Regions from separate parts of the Mus musculus genome. Here all the other regions are linked to region 2. Evidence: chromatin loops called from intact Hi-C (ENCODE). Cell type or tissue: heart. All regions are shown on one strand. Region 1 overlaps Agap1 (ArfGAP with GTPase domain, ankyrin repeat and PH domain 1). Region 2 overlaps Agap1 (ArfGAP with GTPase domain, ankyrin repeat and PH domain 1). Region 3 has its middle 5.8 kb from the start of Gbx2. Region 4 has its middle 13 kb from the start of Gbx2.

The links. Hi-C counts contacts between places; a loop is a spot of excess contacts. Peaks named below come from ENCODE experiments on the same cell type or tissue, not always from the same donor. Only the 100,000 strongest peaks of a DNase experiment are listed, where the experiment ranks them.
Region 1: a loop joins it to region 2, with 2.4 times the contacts of the local background. A loop is called at or near these places in 3 of 42 quality-filtered maps.
Region 3: it touches region 2 in a loop (1.9-fold over the local background); 4 of 42 quality-filtered maps call a loop at or near these places.
Region 4: a loop joins it to region 2, with 8 times the contacts of the local background. A loop is called at or near these places in 12 of 42 quality-filtered maps.

What each region holds. Positions count from the first base shown.
Region 1 is chr1:89,643,767-89,648,766 of GRCm38, forward strand. The region is part of intron 6 of Agap1 (ArfGAP with GTPase domain, ankyrin repeat and PH domain 1); the gene reads left to right. Among named protein-coding and RNA genes, the nearest start is that of 4933400F21Rik, 38 kb to the right of the region's middle. In heart, CTCF peaks have their summits at 147 (motif pointing right) and 3,049 (motif pointing right); DNase peaks (open chromatin) are centred at 555, 1,365 and 3,015; H3K27ac peaks cover 247 bases.
Region 2 is chr1:89,857,502-89,862,501 of GRCm38, forward strand. The region is part of intron 16 of Agap1 (ArfGAP with GTPase domain, ankyrin repeat and PH domain 1); the gene reads left to right. Among named protein-coding and RNA genes, the nearest start is that of Gbx2, 71 kb to the right of the region's middle. In heart, CTCF peaks have their summits at 1,922 (motif pointing right) and 2,993; a DNase peak (open chromatin) is centred at 3,050; H3K27ac peaks cover 217 bases.
Region 3 is chr1:89,922,918-89,927,917 of GRCm38, forward strand. No RefSeq gene overlaps it. Among named protein-coding and RNA genes, the nearest start is that of Gbx2, 5.8 kb to the right of the region's middle. In heart, no CTCF peak of the experiment used is centred here; no DNase peak of the experiment used is centred here; H3K4me3 peaks cover 2,144 bases; H3K27me3 peaks cover 5,000 bases.
Region 4 is chr1:89,941,387-89,946,386 of GRCm38, forward strand. No RefSeq gene overlaps it. Among named protein-coding and RNA genes, the nearest start is that of Gbx2, 13 kb to the left of the region's middle. In heart, a CTCF peak has its summit at 2,048 (motif pointing left); a DNase peak (open chromatin) is centred at 2,015; H3K4me3 peaks cover 1,685 bases; H3K27me3 peaks cover 3,294 bases.

The sequences.
Region 1 (5,000 bases), 210 kb before region 2:
ACTAACTGGCTCTAGCCAGTGTGCGGACTGTCCCCACCCACCCACCCACCCACCCACCCAGGTGATTTCTTCACAGAATCTACAAGGTAGGAAGGCAGGGTTGAGCTCTGTTGTAATCTAGTGGAACTGCCACTAGGGGGTGCCAGAAGCACTTAGAATATTTTCATTCTGTATTTTCTTTTCCCTTTTGCTGTCACGGTGGAGAGAATACAGACACATTTTTAAAAGTTGAACTTTAGGGTGTGCTGCATAAACCGGAACTAAGAATCATGAGTTCGATCCCTGGAGCCCACCTACAGGAGGAAGGGGAGAATCAACCCTACAGAGTTGTCCGATTCCTTCCTTCACACATGCTGTGGTACATACACACCCACATCCACACACCCATCACGCACACACACGTGCACACACGCTATGATGGTAAAGTTTACGGCTTTTGTCTTCAGTTGTACTGGAGCAGCAGAGATCCCAGAGCCTCGCTGGCTCAGCGCCTGCCCTCCAGGATGTCATTGCAGTGGGAGCCCGGACGTGAGGTCAGGGCGATTAGGAAGGCATTAAAGGAGGAAGTGATGTCACTGAGTCAGCTTGCCACCGGTCACTGGGGAAGCTCCAGCCGAGGCTCCCTGCCATCTCCACATCCTGTCTTTGCCAGCATTGCTAGTTGATGTGGGTGCAGAGGCAGCCAGGCAGGCAAATGAGTGACATTTGGCCCTGGGGGACAGAAGACTTGACTCTCTGAGAATGTCATCACACCGTTATAAATTCATGTTTACTTTAGTAAAGTAGATTTCAGTAGATTTGTGTATACTTTGTATCTGCTTAGAAACATTTTAGCACTTTTCCAATTAAAATATGTTAGGAAAATAACCAACATACATGCCAATAAAAAGTGGTCTGTTAACCCCCACCACTAGTCAATAGCATTTTATTTTCGTTTAAGATAGGTTCTCCTGTTTCCCAGGCTGGCCTCAACTTTACATGTGGATGCCCTGGATCCTGCCTCTTCCTGCCTGTTGGGATTGCAGGTGCTACCACATCTGGTTTATGTGGCTCTGAGTTCAAACCCAGAGCCTTGTGCCTGGCCAGGCAAACACCCCAAAAACCCGCTGTAGTCCTAGAATAATGTTTTATGATTAATATATTCTGTTGAATTTCTAAAACTTCTAAAATAAAATCGGAAGCGCTGGAGAGGTAGCACTTGTGCTTTCCGAGGGCCAGAGTTCAGTTCCCCGCACACATGGGAGCTTCACAACTGCCCCGAGATGGACTTCCTGCGCTTCCTGTGAAGCTCTTTAGAGACAGCCTCCTCTGTGCTAGAACCGAAGCCAAGGCACCTCCCTATTGGGCAGAGCCGCCCACCTCCTCGGCTTACATGTGACATTCACTTGTGCGAAGCTGCCATGGCCTCCCTTATCACAGAGGCCTAGCACCTCTGAAGATGTCCTAGAAGCAGCAGGTCAGGTACAGAGCCGTCACAAAATGAAGCCGTGTGCAGCTTAGAGATTTCCTGGGAGACTCCTCTCTCCCGAGTCCACACTTGCCGTCCCCTTGGAACACACAGCAGCCTATGTTCAGATGAGAAGCACAGGCAGCACCCATCACCAGGCTACACTGCCTGCACTGGTGCCCGCTCTGTCTCCTGCTGCAGGAGAGAATGTGGCACTGTTCCCTACCGCCTGCCCCCTCTCAGACCCAACCCTAGCCACTAGCATGCTTTGGTTTAGCCTTGGCTTCACGGACTGGGACACATACATCTTTTCCAAGTGTGGCCAAGTGGCCTAATAGTCATGCAAGGAATATTCTTGGGAAGGGTATATTTTCCTGTGCCCAAAGGCAGAGGTACCGAGACACCCGAGGCCTGGTGGGTTCCCTTGGCAAGTACAGAGCTGAAACAGGCATTGTACTTGTTACACATGGGTGGTGGGTGTGGGTCTCATCCTCACTGTACCCTCTGTCTCCCCACTGTGGTTTATCAGGTTCTCAGAGTTCTTTCAACTGAGACTTATGCACTAAGTCAGGGTTTGGGTGTCTTAGAGTGACTGAGTTCCTCAGGCCCCAGGTTAGACTATTAGGCAGCTCTGGCTCCATTTTAGCCCTTCCTCCCTACGCCCACCTGGTCCACCCTGTATGGATTCACACATTTCATGTCCATGCCTTCTCCCCAGCTCTCCAGAGGATAGCTGTGATGCAGGTATGATCGGAGCATATCTGTGAAACCTGCATGCTCTAGCCCTGCATCCTGCCCTCCTTTCACTCTTGCTGATGCAATGCTTCATCTTTTGGATTGGGTCTCTTTCTCTCCAGCCTTGCTTTTGCCCCTAGGATGTCCCAGCAGAAAACTAGGGCCTTAGAAAAATTTCTTCTCTTGTCTCTACCTGCCTCAGGTCTTGTATCTGGAGCCAGGGCTGCTGAGCTGAACAGGGCCCAAGTTCCTCCCTTGGAGGTCATAATCTACTTGGCACAGCACTTTCTGAAGCTAGAGTAGGTGCTGGTGCAGGGTATGGGTGATGGCATTTGCCTGCCTGGTGTCTGTGCAAGGACCACGCTTGTTCTGTATCTCATACCAAATCATCACTACCAGGCTGTGTCTCATATCCATCAGCCAATACAGATACCATGCATGCACCTCTCAGTGAGGAACCTGAGGCACAGAAAGGTCAGATACCTTGCCAGAGATCACACTGGTCGTTAATTGCCACAGCAGGCCAGTTCTGTGTCCAAGATTCCCCACTCCATTGGCCATTGTTGTTAGGTGACCTAAAAGTTACATATTAACTCCACTTGTCAGAGTCTCAGTAGCTGGGGAAATCACAGCTACTTGTACAAGATACTTTGTAGCCATTGGGGCTGGAGTGCTATGGCTTTCAGGCAACTGCTTTTCTGAGCCATTGGCCACACGCTGTCAACTCCAGCAGGGTGGTCACATTTGGTTGGTGGCTTGTCTTAGCCTGACTTTGCTCTTTATCTCTGCTTGTTGTTCACTTGTCCTCTGGGGCTGTCAGAACAGCACCAGTTGCTCCGTGGTTGTGCCAGGTAAGTCAAGTGTAGGCCACTAGGTGGCAGTGGAGTCACAGACAGGGCTGCCCTTTGCTTAGGGTTTCAGACTTCCTGCTGTGGCTTCAGGTGTGATCTGCAGAGACCTCCTTAGCTCTTGTGGGTTAAAGATGGTAGCAAAATCTTGTGCTGCCTCCGTGTAAATTAGGAAGATACAGTTAATCTAGGCACACATGGGATGTGGTGTGTAGGTGCCTGGAAGGTCACACTGGAGGCACAAATGGCTTCTCTTGCCGTGACAGCTGGTTGATTCTTAGCGGTTCAGCGGTAGGATAGCAGAATTCACTGGACTGTGTTCTGAGTGCTGTATAAAGTTTGCACTTGGGAGACACACACCCACAGCCCACAGCCCACATTTAATCACAGGCTCAGAGAAAATACATGAAAAGTGTTCAGAAGCGGCTCCGGCTCGGAGTAATGGCCGCTGTGGGAGCCCCGCCCACAGCCAGCTCCGCTGTCTCTGCATCTGCTTCTGTTAATTTTACCTCAAGAAAATAGTTTGTTGGTTTTCTACTCTTTCCCCCCCCCTTTAAAACTTAAAAAAAAAGTTGAGGGATTTAGCTTTTTAAAAATTAATAGCTACAGGTAACTGCAAGAGATACTGTTGGCAGATGCAGCAAAAAATATTTCTACAGAAAATTGGATTTTGCACATAAAACTTAGTCATACTAATAAAGACAGGTCATTACCCGTTTTAAGCCAAATAAACAAACTCAAAGAGACCCGCTGTCAGTCTGATTCTCGGAGGCTTTTTATTTTTCCGAGGTGTGTAAATCAGCTTTAGTGTGGTGATTGTGCCTTGGATTTTGCTCACATCATTCCTGCCTCTTGCACTGCTGGGTAGAGTCACCAAGGGCTGAGTGATTTACAGTCCTGTTGCAAGGTGTGTTTATATTTAAGCTGTGTGACGGGGGAGCTAATGAGAAAGATGAGAAATTTATCGTCCTTCGTGATTGATAGGACCACTGCCTGTGCTTTAATTGAAGTCTGACTGATCACAGCTGTGGCTGAAGTTTGGGGAAATGAGTTGGGGTGAAAAGAAACTTCCATATTTGTTTCTCCACGTTTCAAAGGTGGTCTTCCTGCTGGCAAGATGGCTGGTGGTAGAAGCAACCCGTACTGACCAGGGCTTGCGTAATGGCACTGAGATAACGATGGCGTTTGCCCTGTAATTTCTCCATGGAAGGTGGTTTATGAGTGTAAGGGAAAAGATTAAATACTGGGGTTTTTTAATGGCTTTAAATCTTTACATGTATAATGATAAAATTCTCTGCAGCTAGTCGTTGCTAAACATTCTCTGGGTTATTATTTAAGACAGTTTAAAAAGAAAAGCGGGGTTGGTAGGGGAGCTCACACTGATAACGGCAGAGGCAAGCCTGCTGTATTAGTCACTGCCTTAAAACCTCAGGATTGCACTAACCTGGGCACGTCTATAGTAATCTCACAGACCTGCCTCTGCCTGTCATTTTTTAAAGGTACCATTTGGGTTGAAGCTCAGTCTTGTGAAAATGTCTAAATTTTCCCATTAAGTGCTTAAAAAGTAATAAAACTAAAGTCATTAGACTTCACTCTTCAAAGCGATATCTGGAGAAATATTCTCCAGCGCAATAAATCTGAGCAAGGGTTCGACATTCATGTCCCTCGTACTCATTCCCTGGAAATGGACGTTTGAAGGTAAATTGCTTAAGTAGGGCAGTTTAAATTTTTAATATAATCTTATTGTAACTGTTAGCAAATGATTGAGGTGCAGAGGAACCGTATATGTTTTGTGAGATTGATAATGAATGCTCTGCGGTGCCTTTTCTATGCTGAATTATAGATGTTATGACAGTTAGATGCTCATGAAGGCACGCAGGAAGACTTGCGTCTTTATTGGATGTTCAACTGTGCTCCCAGAGGAAGGCCTAGTTTCATTGGCTCCCGACTCCTCTCCAGTTGGCTTTGTC
Region 2 (5,000 bases):
TTAAAGGCGTGCACCACCACGCCCAGCCAATGTCATAGTTTTAACTGTCAGCTTGCCACAGTTAGAATGATCCGACAAAGTCTCAGCTGAGAAATTGCCTTTAGTAAGTTGGCCTATGGACATGTCTGTGGGGGTTGTCTTGCTAGCTAGTTGGTAGAGGAAGCCTCGGTTCTTTGTGAGCAGCACATTCCCTAGGCAGGGAGCCAGGCAGGCAGCACTACGTTCATTTCCTCTCTGCTCTTTACTGGATACAGAGCTGTATTCTCACACTACAGCATCTCTCCGTTCTACCCTGATTTCCCCTCCAGTCCTGAGTTGTAACCCGGAATTGTATTCTAAGAAACCCTTAGCCCTGTGGACACCTGCAGCTGTCTGGCTTTGGCTGTCTGTCTGTATAGAGCTGAATTGGGGAGAATTTTCACAAGGACAAATAGTGGTGGGAAGGACAGGTGCCCCCCAGGGGTCTCTGCTGGGCAGAGATGCTGAGCTGGGCACCATTGGTAAGAATAGCCCTTAGAACAGTTGATCATCCTTAAATGACCACCTCCAGGAGAGAGCTAAGCTTGCTTAAGAGCAGGTGTCTGTGGTTCCTTCATATCCTTGTTCAGAAGTGTTTGTTTTGTTTCCCCTTGCTCTCAGCTGCAGGCTTTCCTTGCATGCTTTTTGTGCTGCACGCCAGGGTCTCCTGTGTGCTAACCAGCTCTCTAGCACCAAGCCTCTACCCAGGCCTGGCATTTTCTCCTCTACCTTCTCGCTGTCACTTCTCTGGTGGTCATGTCTGGAATGTCAAAGAACATGGTGACCGTGATTTTAGTTGATGTCATAATCCCAACATCATAATCACTGTAGACAGGTTAAGGCTCAGCAAGTAAAGGGGCTTGCTGCCAAGCCTGATGACCCAAGTTCTATCCTCAGGACTCACATGATAAAAGGAGAGAACTGACTGTATAAGTTGTTCTCTGACCTCTACATAATGGCACATAATAATAGACAGACAGACAGATAAAAGTATTGGTGAGCTATTTCAATTCTTCTTTCATACTGAGCCTGTGTGTTAGTGTACACCATGTATCTTAAGTGAGCCAAGCCGTACTTCAGGTGTACAGTAGACACTAGCAGTGCACATCCTGGATCTGGACACTCTATTGTGACAGTACCACTTGCCCAGCCAACTTACAGTACAGCTATGGGATTGGAGTACTCGCCTGATAGGGATATGTAAGGTTTGTACTATCTCCCTTCATGACAGCCCAGTCTGGAAAGAAAGACATGAGTTCAATTGGAAGGGCCATGCTTAATGACACCTTACATAGATCAGACCTCTTCGAGATCCTGCAGCCTCTCAGGTTAACAGTTAAAGTACATGAACCTTTAGGGACCAGTCCCCATCCAAACTGCAGCAAATGGCTTATCCCTTGATTGCCTTTCCAACACTCTGGGTCCTTCCCCACCCCACCCCCCACCCCCAGACCTGTTGTCTGCTCTTCAGTATGTCATGTTTGTCCCTTGCGGACATGAACAATGTCCGAATCCATCCTGAGATCTTGTGCATCAATGCAGCTGCCATGTTGCCCACCTTCTATAGCTACCAGCTAGGTGCTGTCCCTGACCCCATTATCCAAACACAGCTCTGTAAGTTAGCCCTAGAGCTGTGTACATAAACTTCCTGAGCCTGGCCTGGTCTCCAGGGCCCCTTATTTAAGCACACATGTGTTCCAGAAAGCATATTCATTTCTAGAGAAGTCAGAGCCACTTCTGAAAAGGCAAAGGATGATGGAGGTGGCTTCCTGGGAACACAGCCCAGGACTTCTGACTTCCAGATGGCCTTTTATAGTCACAGCCTCCTTGTAAAAACCCAGTGGCTTCTTTCATTAGAGTTCTCCCAATGTCCTTCTCAGAGCCGCATTGTGCATCCCAGCCACCCGAGGGCGCCACTTCACAGATAGGTGCACCAGTGATATGTTTTGGATTCTGCTGAGAATGAATTCAAGAAAACCAGGAGCCCCTTGATGTGGGGAAACCATAGCACCCTGCCCTTTCCCCACCTACACAGCCACACACTTGTGATAATTGAATGATCAGTTATGGAAGGTGGAGGCATTTCTTTGGTATGAGCTAGGCTGAGTGCAGATGAAAGATGGGGGAGGGGGCTATCTCCTGCTCCCTGACCGTCAGAACGCTTCTTCCGCATCTCTAGAATGGGAGAGCTGCCTCACCAAAAGTGGAGGTGGGTGTGTGTCACCACTCCTGTAAGGTAGGGCTCAGTTTTTATCCAGCCTGGCACAGGCTCTTAATTCTCCCCAAGTTTAAGTTCAGCAACTTACTTAAACAGGGAAAAAAGGGGGGTGTCCTTTGTTCTTTACTAAATAAATAATGGTCCCCATAAGAACTAGCACCTACCATAGGGGTGTTTCTGATCCACACCAAACCTAAAGAGAAGTGTCGGATTCTCACAGACCATCCACAGAAGTGACTTAACGGAGACTAGAAACTCCCCTTGGCAAAGCACTTGGAGGAGTGTGTGCTTTTATTTCCCTTTTTATTTTATTCAGTGCACATGCACCGGATATTAAGGCTGAGATAGAACTGAACACAGAAGCCTCACACACTGTGAGATTCCCCCCATGTGGAATAGCCAGAGAGGGCAGATCTGGATAGACAACCCAGAGCAGTGGTGTGCTGCCTAGTGTGGGATCAGTAGGCCCAGCCTGGCATGAGGTATCCTCTGGAATGATGGGAACAGGCTAGAACCAGATTCTGGAGATACTTGCACAGCCTTATGGACTTAATAAAAATTGCTGCATTGTATATCTAGCACAGGTGAATTTTATGGCATGTAAATTATACCTCAATAAAGCTGTTAAGGAAGAAAAGGGCTCAGCACTGCCGGCCCCCACTGCAGGGGGCTCCCAGTTTACTGAGAAAGCCAAAGAAAGGGCAAACAAAAAGGCAAAACAAAGGGGGGAGCACAAAGGGGCCCTCCCTTCCCCTAGTGGCCATAACAGTGAGCTGAATTCCAGCCAGAGAACAGGCCATCTGGCCCCAGGCCTGGTTTCCTAGGGTTTCAAAGTCTCCTGGGTAAATACAGATCTGCCAGGCCTCTTCAGTCCTGGAAATATCTGAGGCTACTTGGCAAGTCTTTGGACTGCAGAGCATGTCCTCCTCTAGGAAACTTCTCTCCACCTGCAAGATCCACCTTCACATCTCCACAGACAACCCCATGCCTTCCCACATCCCCTGCCTGATCCAGGACTCTGATATACAACAATTAGATCTTGGTGCTCACTCACACACACACACACAACACATGTGTGCTCACTCACAGGCACGCACCCACACCTGCCATCAGGCCTGCCACCAGCTCTGAGATGTGGCTTGGAATCGATCTCCAGGGAAGTATGCTCGGGAGGGACCAGGAGCCTGTGAGCCCAGGCCTAGAGGCTGCAAGCACCTCCGCTCCTCACCACGGCCATCCTTGCCCTGCACGGATTATGGACTTCTCACTGAGAGTTCAGAGCCTGGAAACTAGTTGGAAGGCAGATCACCAACTCCTGAAGCCAGCTTGACTATGTGGACACATGAACCAGAATGCCCAAGCCACGCCAAGATTTCCAAAGCCAAAATGTGTCTCTATGAATTTTGGTCCCAGTCCACTAGTAACAGATGTTTCCAGAAACTGAGAGGGGGAATAAGGTGAAAGGGTTCTTTATAGTATGTGCAGCTTCTGGGGTGGTAAGGGGACACCCTAGTGCTGAGCGCACCAACCTCTGCATTTCCCAAACAGACCCTCCCTAAGGGATGCTTGTGACCTTCCAGGGTGATTGTGTGTGTGTGTGGGGGGGGGGTGTTGATTCTGCTACAGGTTATTCAGTGTTGGCTAGATTATTTAGTCTTCCTGTGTAGGTTTCTCTTAAAACACCAACTTTAAAACAGTTGTGAGAGTTGAGCCTGGGCAGCACACCTACTGCAGTGGAGAAGCTGAGGTTTAAGGATCTCAAGTCCAAGGCCATCCTAGGGCCACCATAGACTACATAAGGAGGCTCAGTGTTAACGCCCGTCCTTTGAATTTTAGTTAATAAATAAAAAGGTTTTGAGAAAGTTGGAGAGATGACTTAGCAGTTAAGAGTGCTTATTGCTCTTGCAGGGGACCCAGGTTCAGTTCCCAGTATTCATATGACAGCTCACTACTACCTGTAATTTCAGATCCAGGGCATCCAACACCGCTTCTGACGTCCTCAGGCACCGGGCACAGTTGTGGTACACAGACATACAGGCAGGCAAAAAAAAAACAAAAAAAAAAAACATTTTTTCCTCTTTTGATGCTTTGTTCCCTAAGGCTGCTGAGATTGTCTGTCTCTTTCACTGTGGATCTCGCCTGAAGCATTGCATTTAGAGCTGGTGCTGTGGTCCTGTGTGAAGGACAGGCCTGATGCATATGAGGCTGTGGCTTCTGACTGTGGCACTGTTTATTTTCAGTGGCGTGTAACGTAATCGGTGTATGTAGTGGGGGTGTGGGGGGTGTGTCATCATTCACCTCTCTACGTTGGACAGTTTGCATTGATGCGACTGTGAGGATGCCAGGATGGGCATGCCCGTGTACACACTCTGTGGGACTGATAATTCCTTTGTAAAGATGGGTTTCTTAGAAGAGCCTAGCTTAGAAGAGTCCAGGGGCATGGGCTGCTAGGAGTCTTTGGTCAGCATGGCTCCTTCACACCTGTCTGTCCTTTCTCACTGCTTCTGCTGCTCCTTGGAGCCCATCCCAGATCATACAGGCTTCAGATTCTGACGCTCGGACCCAATGTAGCTCAACTCAAACCTACTGGGCTCTGGACCATTCTCCCTACCTACCCCACCCTGCTCCAGAGAACAGACCTGAGGAGAGGGGAGGGGAGGGAGAGGGGAAGAAGGGGAAGGGTGAGAGAAAGATGTTTAACGAACTGGCTTGTCTGTTTGTAGGGCAGGCCACAGGGCCGAGTTAAGGCAGCTGACTCCTGGCC
Region 3 (5,000 bases), 65 kb after region 2:
GGTGCGCCCCCGGAAGCCGGGTCGGGGGTAGGCAGAGGGGCAATGAAGAGGAGGTAGGAGGGATCAGGAGTTGGCTGGGCAAGACCGCGGGGGCCGGGGCGGACTTAATAGGATCAGATCAGTGTAATCGCATTTCAGCCATTGTCATTCGAACTGCCGGGAGCCCGAGGTGGGGGGTCCGGCTCTTTAAGGCGACGCACGGCCACTAGAGACGCTCTGGCATGACAAAGGCCACAAGGGATCCAGTGGCGGGAAATGAAGAGATGAAGGCTTGAGGCAGGGGTCGCGGGGGGGGGGGGGCGGGGGGATTGCCTCCGGGGCCCAGCCTGCCCAGGCCTTTGCCTACGCTGTGGCCACATGGGTCTCAACTTTGGGGTCAGGCTCTCGGAGACCTCCTTCAATATCTGGGCGCCTCTCTCTCCCTGGATGCTCCTTGGAGGAGGGGAGGGGAGCCTCGACTGCTGAGCAAGAGCCAGTTCCGTGGGGTCGGGTGGACTTCTACAGCTCGGACCTCGATATGGCGAGGTCAGCCTGGGTGCAGCTGCTGGGCAGCCAGTGGTTGACGGGTTGGAGACGGAGGGAACACAGAGGACTGGGGAAGAGCCATAACCTGGTGTTCCAGCAAGAGGAGCTCGCGGGTGTGTCTATAGCGCGGGGACTGAGCAAGCCAGAGACCAGACCAGAGAGAGTGAACGAGGAGGTTCTGGGAGTCCTTCAGGGGCTGGGGAGGAATTCCAAGCTGCGAATATCGCGCTGGAGGAGAGAACTCAGGCCAAGTGGAGCAGGGACAGCCGGTCTGGGTATCTGGGGAGAGATTCTGGGAGAGTTTAGAGGCGCGGCCAAGGCGGGCTTCCTACTAGGAAGAGAGATACGGCTGGGTGGGCTACCGAGAAGCTGCGGGAGTATAATGGGCGCTCTTCATCCAACTCTTGATGTAGCAGACTTGTGAATGTGGGGAAAGCTGAAGAGCGGGAAGGGGAACACACATCACATACACACTACTGCTCTCACTTGCTCCTGCGCATACTCTCAAGCTCCAGTTCTTCACATGCCTGCTCACTGCGGACCAACTCCATCTGGAGAGAGCTTCCTAGACAATCCCAGCATCTTCTAGGACCGCAGCACTGTGTGTTGGCCAGAAGTGCCCGGGGCCTGGTGAACTGTGATCGTCCACAACCCCCATGCCCTAGACATCACAACCCGGTAGATGCAGGTCTTCCAACACCTCATGCCTGTTGTCTCATACCTGTCATAACCTGAACTCAGGTCCCTGGGTGGGACAGCTTGACCTTTCCCCAAAGCCACAGAGGGCAGAAGTCAGCTTAGGGCTCCCACTTCTAAACTGTTCAAATAGGCAATCAATTTTTATGATGTAATTTATAATTTATGCAGGTTGTCTTCATACATATGGTGTTGCTTTTGTGTGTCGTGGTTTCAGGTGCTTTATTGCTCTGACGGTGTGATTTGCATTCATGTTCAGTTAGCAAGATCATATTTCTCCTGTTTACACACCATAAGGGCTCCAAATGAAGATTAATGCCACCTCTCTCTGTCCAGGCCATCACTGTCGACCTGGGCTGCAGCTCCCTCCTAGATCCCAAAAGTTGGCTAAGTTAGACCGATTGAGCTGGTGGGAAGGAAGGCAGTGTTAGATAAACTCCTAGGGAGGAGCAGAACCCATTTGCCCCAGCTGTGCACACCTGGGCAGAGGACAGAGGTGCCTGGGCACAGGAACTGTTTGTTCCCCAAAGGCTACACAGCTGAGCCAATCGGATAGCTTGGATGTGTCATAGCTGGTATCCAGAAGGAGAAGGTACAGAAGCCAAGTTGGCTGGCAAGGCTGCTAGAGACAGCTACAGGCCCTCAAGGCAGCTTTGAGGAGCTTCAAGAGTCCTAAAGGAGAACTAGCCAGTGATGGAGAACGTCCCTCCCAACCTCCAGTGCACCCTGTGCTTGCCTGATCAGGCCTCGGGCTACAGGGAGTAGCCTTGGAGACCCTGTGCGAGGCTCACCAGACACAGCTGAATTGACTAAGGCAAATTAAGCTCCACCAAATGGCAAGGAGAGGGAGCAAGTGCCAACCCTCAGAGAAAGGGCATCTTGGAAGGCAGGACACACAGCCAACCACAGCCAGACTGGTCACGAGTGGCCAGTCTCAGCTGGAGATGACCCAAAGGCCTTGCACTAGTCCATTCAGCTGAAAATGCACCCAGAAAGGACTATCCCAGAGGGGCAGAGACTAGCTGTCTGGGCGACAAGCTTGTACTAAGTCTTGAAAATTCCAGTGCTAACAGGGCTGGAGAAAGCCCTATACAGGGGGCTAGGCTGCTTTGCTTGAAAGGAACACCCAGTCTTCTAGGGGAATTGGAGGAGCAGGGCTGCTTGGATGAAGATCTGGGTGTAGGTTTTCAAAGCAACCTCTGTTTTCCAAAGGGTTGGGTGTACTCAGCTCCCTGGTAGGGAGGATTCTGGGAAATGAGAGCAAGGGTCACAGGGTCAGGTGGTGGTTCCCAGGATAAGCCCTCCCCCCATGAATGTGGATCTGAGGTCAGCCCCCAGGTGTCCCACTGCACCAGCAGCTGCCCACCCCCCCCCCGGTCTGTGCACTTCTGATCATAATTATTTGATCTGCAGATGTAAGTGGAATTTATTGTAACAACAAATATAGTGATGTCAAAACCCAACCTTGGATTAAAGCCGGCAGCCAAAGGGGAAGTGTATTAATTTCCAACAGCATCTCAGGCCAGAGCCTATTAGAACAAGCTATTCTTCAGGCCCCCCCATCAGAATTAATCATTGGGAGTTAATTTGAAGCTCAGACAAGTTGCTGTTAATTTAGTGCAGGGAGGACGGGATGGAATAAAAAGCTGAGGTGCTGGCCGAGCCTCGTGGGTCTCATTAATCAGCCAGCTGAGACGGCCTGGCTTGATTACAATTTGCAAAAAAATTCATTAGGGCCCAGGCGATTGACAATTTTTCTCTCTGCCTGTGATGTGACTCATTAGGCAGCCAAATGAAAGCCATGATGACGGCCATGATGACAGCGGCCATCAAGGGCTGCCTGTTTATCTTCCTGCCCTCGGCCTGTCTCCAGGGCCTTGGGATCTGGGCTCTGGGGTTCCAGGACCCTGAGGGCTCGGGGAGGAAAGGGACACTATGAGGGCGGCAGGGCAGGCAGTATGTCAGGACCCTCCCAGGGCTTCTAAATGGGGAGGCAGCTTGGGTCTCAGGGTGGGGAATCCCCAAAGGAGGCTGCTTATTTCAGGGGACTTTTGCTTCCTTAGGGGGTTTGTATGGGTGAAGGTTTTTATCCTCTGTGCTGCCCACCCATGACAAAGGCTTTGGGAGAGAAGCTGGTAGGAGTTGTTTACCTCTAGTGTGGTGGACAGGTATATAAGAGGGCACCCTGGGATCCGGGAGAGCGTTGAGTTCTGAGTGCCCCTGGAGTGGGAGAAGGCATCGCACCTGGCATCTCACCCAGGGCTGGGCTGGACTCTTTTCACGGTCCCAGGCCCTCTGCGGGCACCCATGCATTCCATCGAAAGACTAGTCCAGGTTGTTGTGTATGTAGAAAAGAGGGCTTGTAGTCCCTTAGGACCTAGAATTTTCGGCATCGGCCCTGACACCAGTCAGTGAGAACCTGGCAGAAGCAGCTAGTGCCCACGGATGACCAGGGCTCTGTGCACACTTTTGAGGAGAACCTGGGGAGCCCCTGAACAATACAGGCTTGGTGTGTCTGTGCAGGATGCACAGCCCCCACCCCCACCCCACCCCTGCTTTCCTGAGGCTCCTCATGGAGAACAGCAGGGAACTCCAGAGCTTTCTAGAGCAGGCTCTAACCCGAGGCCTTTCCCCATCCTGGAAACATTAGGATGCAAACCAATACTGGATGACTCCAGCCCTCCACCCTGCGCCTGAAGTTTGGGGGACGAGGCCTCTAGGTCCCGACCCTTGTGCTGCTGAGAGGTGATCAGTGCAAAGTGGAATAAATTAAGTCAGTATTGACCCAGAGCGCCACGACTCCCCTGCTTGGACTAGGACCAGAGAGCACGACACACAGCTGCGTTGCTGAGGGTTCCCCTATCCTTCTATTTGAAAAGTTGATGTAGCGGGGTCACTAGTTTCTCTTTGGGCTGCAGGTTTAACGGCCAGACGGACTTGGGCACCGTGGTCGCCGTCACTAGCCTGCTCCACGCTTCGGGGATACGCAGTCTTAGGAGCGCCAGGCCCTGGCATCTCTCTGGATACTTTAAGCGCGGACCGCTTCCCGCTTCGGTCACAGCACTAAAGTTAGAGAGGGAGGAGCGGGGCAGGTCACACCCCTCTCGCGCTTTACAGGTCGCTCTTCCAAGGCAGAAAGACGCCCTAATCTTAGGTTTCAGCGCACCAAGCCACCACCAACTCACCACGGACCCTTCCCCATTTCTCCCTTTGAGGGGCGAGGTTCCCAGCGCCCTTGGGGTGGGGCAGTGGTCAGGGCACGCCCCTTCTGACCCCGCCTGGAGGGGGAGGTGCGGGGGCCTTGGAGCTTACAGCCCTCCTCCAAGCCCAGAGCTGCCGGGAAGCCAGGCAGGGCTTGCTGGGTTCCGGCTCCTGTCGGAAGATAACGCCTGTAGCCTGATTTATGGATCCGAGGCCCTGAGAGCCAGCAAAGACCGCTGCTTTTAGGGTCGGAGTTTCTTCTAAGGAAACGCGTTTCTTCCCTGGCTGCATCGGATTTGGAGCCCCTGTGTCTGTACAAACCCACTACTACCCGAGCTTGCTTTCCCTCCTCTTCCGGCCAAAGTTTGCCAGTCCCCAGGCTATAATAGATAAAGACATGCAAAAAGAGGACATGCAAGATTCCTAAGATGAAAACTAGGCTTCCTTAAACTCACAGTTTTCCTCTCCAATTAAAAGCCTGTTCAGGTGCTACTTGGCTTATGGCCAGTAAGCCTCCATCCTGGTCGCAAGTCACTTAGCTGACCACACATTGGTAGTGCCCTCGAGGTGCCCAGGTG
Region 4 (5,000 bases), 84 kb after region 2:
AATATTCCCGGGTCAGAGGGGCACCGTCTCATTAAAACCACTCTCGTCCCGAAACTGCAATGCAGGCATTAAAGTGCAGTATTTTTCAATTAGAGCTGACGAATTCAATCAAAATTCCATAGATTAGGATGAAATGAGGCATGGGTCATTTACAGGGGAATTTAATTGCCGAGCCATTAGACAAATAGTATATTTGCCATTCCCGCGTTATCCATCATTTTCGACATCAATACCGGGGCCGCATCTCCCCGTCCCGCGGCCGCCCGGCGTCGGCTGTAAACACTCCCTTCCCCGTATCTTCTGATTATATCTGATTTCATTTAGGGCCATGGGGGATTATAAATGTTCACGCAATCAAGTTCATTAGGACTTCAAATCGCATTTCGGTTTAGGGTGGCTCCGCCACTGTGCTCTGAGCTCTTCCCCAGCCCCAGAGCGAAGCTCGCTGTCATCCTCTGCAGGCGCAAGCGTCGCCTCCTTTTGTCTTTCTGACACCCTGTTCCCAAGGCCTGGGTGCAGCTGGGACACCCCACCTCGCAGATCGAGACCACCGGAGGGTCGGCCGGACCCTTGCACCCCAGACCCTCCAGCAGGGGCTCTGCAGGCTTTGGGAGAGCACCTCAGCCACTCTCATCACAGTGTTGCCCAGTGAAGCCCCCTCCCCGCCCCCACGTCCTGGGGCGCTCAGGAGCGCAGCGCCTGGGATGCGCGATCAGAGCGCTCCCCGCGTGTTCGCAGAGCGTGAGTGCGTACAAGCTCCGCTTCTCCAGCTTCAGCCGGCGCCGCGGGGAGCGGATGGATCTCCCAGATCCGGAGCCCTACGAATGCAGGCCTCTGGGCAGCCCCACTGACACTAGGGACACAGACAGGCCCTCTCCCCTCCCCCACAGCCTGGTTTTTTTTTTTTTTTTTTCCATTCCAAGGACTCCGGTGGAGGCGGTACCCAGCCGAGCGGTTCTCAGTTCCTATTAGCAAACCCGGGAGACAAAGGGGGAGGCTCTTCAGCGACAAGAAAGGCTCAAGACATCCCTTCCAGCGCAGTTGAAAAATAATAGCTTAATATTAACGGCTTCTCATAAAAATATACTTTCACAGAGATACAGTTACAAGAAGAAAACCCTCATTTTATCCCCGTGTTTTGCGCTCATCGCTGTTAGCTGCCTGAGTAATTTAATTGGAATAGAACGTGAGAAATGTGTCATTTTTGAGGAACGTATGCATCACTTCCTAGAAATCTCATTGTGTTAACTAGGAGCCTACTGCGTTCTGTTTAGAAGCCGTAATCACATTTTTATGTGTCTGTATTACTCGTTAATGTGACCTCCTGTCTTTAGCAGATTAAAACAAATGTTCTCTTCATAACAACTGCATCAAACTCAGGCTTACATCAGATACACGGAAACCCTGCTTTTCAGACTCACCAACTTTTCTTCAGAGCAGGGAAAGGAAATCTGAGGGGGTTGGGAAGCGCCTACCAAATGAATAATTACACACCAAATTAAAACCCGGCATTAAATGCGCTCAACAGCAATACTGCGCTCTCAATTCTGTTTACTGCTTACAAATTGCATTACAAAAGAATCTACTCTTTTTATTGGAGTGATTAAGCAAAGAGTCTTAGGACTGCAGAAACACGATTCTGGGAGATTAGATGGGAGCTGCAAGCCCAACCACTTACATTACAATGGGGAATGTATAATTTTGTTAAAGCACACGTTTAACACACAAATGAGGATCGGGCCGTCATTATGGCACCATAAAAAAGTCAACTGAAAATCATATTTATTTATAAACACCTCGCCTATACAACGTGCATATTTAATACAAAGGAATCAAGCAATTTCACAATCAATATATTAAATACTGATTTTTAAAGTTGCACCCCGCGATTCTATAGGGTACTTTATGGAGCTATCATTTTTCCCCGGACTCTCTTTCCTTCAGCAGGTAGGCTAAAACGCTTGGTGTTGTCTTCCTGTCTCCACTGTGGGCGGAGAAGGCCGGAGGGCCACGGTGAGAGAGTTTGCTAATGGCGCCACCTGCAGGACTCGACGAGAAGGACGTTCCCCGATTCCGTAATCCTTCACAGGACTCTGGGTTTATTTCAGTGTAGCAATTGAACTAAACAATTGAATGTTAGGTCATCATTGAAAGACCGGAACATTCAAGACAAACCCTAGAGTTTTCAGAATATTTTGATGCCGGTAGACGATGCTTAAGTCCTGGCGAGAAGATGGTGGTGTTGACTAGAACGGACTTTGTAGCTACAGCTAGAAGATTTTCCTAAAGAAATAATTTACCTTTGAAAAAGATTTATTTTTATTCTCAATTATGTGTAAGTGTGGAGTCATGAGTACAGATGCCCCTACAGGTTTAGAAGAGAGACTGGGACCCCTTGGAGTTACAGGCAGTTGTGAACCACCAGACATGGGTGCGGGTGATTGAACTTAGGTCCTCTGCCTGTGCTAAACCACTGAGTCGCCTCTCTGCCTTCTAATTTAGTTTTGAAGCAATGGGATAAAAGAGCCAATATTCCTAGCCTGTCATGTGGTCTTGGGGGCAGATTTTAATAGCCAAAGAACACTTAACATCCCAGGTTCTAGGGACTGAAGAACTTGTTAGATACCCCCTAGTGGATTGGGAGGGCTGGGAGTTTGACACCAACTGGTTCTCCAAGCCCGTATTTCAGGAATAGCAATTCCTGCAGTGGGTAGGTGTTCTCTGCAGAAGTTCAACAGCCTACCCTCCTTATTCCCCCAGCATGTGACTGAGGGTTAACTCAGAGGCTGGGAATTTGATTACATACAGCTGCTGAGATTAGCAGGCCCCTTAAATCTATAGAGCCTATGCTTTTCATTTCTCTGCAGTTCGTGTGGAATCCATTATTACCTGTCTTTAAATTAAACTGACACTTACACTCTACCCTAATGCTGCACCCAGAATTTCAAATGAGCAGACCTCAGAGTGCCTGCTTGTGTACTCATTGTCCCTGGGCTCTGGACTGTGTCGAAGTCCAGCTGTGACCATTTCCCTCTGTCCAGCGGATGCGACACCTGCAGAGGTCCATCTCCTCAGGGCTGATGGTAGAGGAGAACCGTGCCTGTGTGTTTCAGAGTTCAACATGGTTAAATAACAAGCAGTAACCAGACGTAGCTGATAGAAGTCGGAGAAAGATGTGCATTTTTTCCTCCTTTTTATACAAGTAGCAAGTGAAAGTATCTCTTCCATATGAGTTTGAGACCAAATAAATATACCATTGGAAACTCAGTGTTAAGGGGCTAGAGATAAAGAGGGCTCAGTGGTCAAGAGCATGTAGAGTTCTTGTGGATGACCCAAGCCTAGTTTCCACCCCAGCATCAGGTGGCTCACAACTGTACCTCCAGCCTCAGATGATGTGAAACCTCTGGCTTCCAGGGGCACTGGCGCCAGCACACACATGCATATAACTGACAAATGAAATAAGTCATTTGAAATAAAATAAGATAAGAAAACAAATGTTAAGGGTATAGAACTGACGTTATTTTCTGTACTCTAGAAAAATTGTGTTGAATGTGAGCTGTAATAAAGGGGAAATAAGAGACATAATAATAATAATGATAATAATAATAGTAATAATAATGATAAACCAAGGTGTGTTTTGATTGTTGGAGGAGAAGCAAGGTGAACCAGCCTCATCCTACAGGAGCTCGGCTTTGGAAGTTTACCGCAAGTGAATGATAGTCCCCCTTCCTTGCCTCCCTACTCTTCCTGTTTTAGGTTTTAGCCTCTGTCTCTTCTTCCTCCTCCTCCTCTTCTTCCTCTTCTTCTTCCTCCCCCTCTTATCCCTCTTTCCTTTCTTGAAATAGCCATCAGAAAATTCATGTCAGTTTTGTTTTGCTAAAACAAAGCCAACTCCTAGCAATGCTTCAACTCTGGAGACCGTGAGTGGGTTCCATCTGATGTGGGTGGTGACTGAGTTTGTGCCAGACATGCATGGCAGTTGTCATGGACTCATTTAGACATACAGGCATAGGATTTATTCGGAATATTATTTGTGCATCTTGGAGCCTAGGAGAGCCCAGGTGATTGACAGCTTATTTTCTGGCCATCGTCCTGCAGCCATGATGTCATGCTCTCCAACGGTCAGGTGGAAGAGGGGAAATCTCCCCGTTGTCTGGAGGGTTAGTTTATCGATGTCATTGCTATGCATGGGTCTACGCAAACTGAGATGGTTTGGCTATAGGTCATAGATACAGTGAAGTCACTGCACATGGGTATGTGCCCTCCACATTCAACAGAGAGAAAGCAAGAGAGGCAGCTGGAGGGGGTAGGACATCACAGAGCTCTTTCTCTCCAAGCTCTCCTTTCCCTGCCCGGTTCTCAACTGTCCTAATCCTGAAACCCTTTAACACATTTTCTCAGGCTGTCCTGACCCCCAACCGTAAAATTATCTTATTGCTACTTCATAACTGTAATTTTGCTACTGTTATGGATCGTATCTGTGTTTTCCGATGGTCTTAGGCGACGCCGGTGAAAGCGTTGTTCTACCACCAAGTGGATTGTGACCCCAAGGTTGAGACCTGCTGGTGGATAAGTTGCCCAGCTTTATTTGGCTCTGAGGTCCACGGGAAGCTAGGCAAACACCTGGCTGGTGATGCATCTGAGTCCAAGTCCTGCCTCCAGCCAACTTTCAAGAACCCAGTTCAGTAAGTGAATAATTGTCAGGGGGAAAATAAAGCGAAACCCAAGCTCACACCAAGCTGGAACTAGCAAATGTTTGTGAGGGCACAGAACAGTCGGTAACCTGGGGTCTTGGTGGCAACGAGGAACGAAGCTGTGGCTCAGACTACAAAAGCTGAAGGCAGAGCCACTGCCTGACCCAGCGGTCCCACTGCCAGGGATCTAGCATTGCCTAGGAGACAAACTTCCAGGCATGCCTGTGAGGAAGGTTCTAGAGCGAGTTGATGTGGGGAGCCTCAGGCTAGATGTGAGTGGTACCCTCCCACGGCATGGGGTCCTGC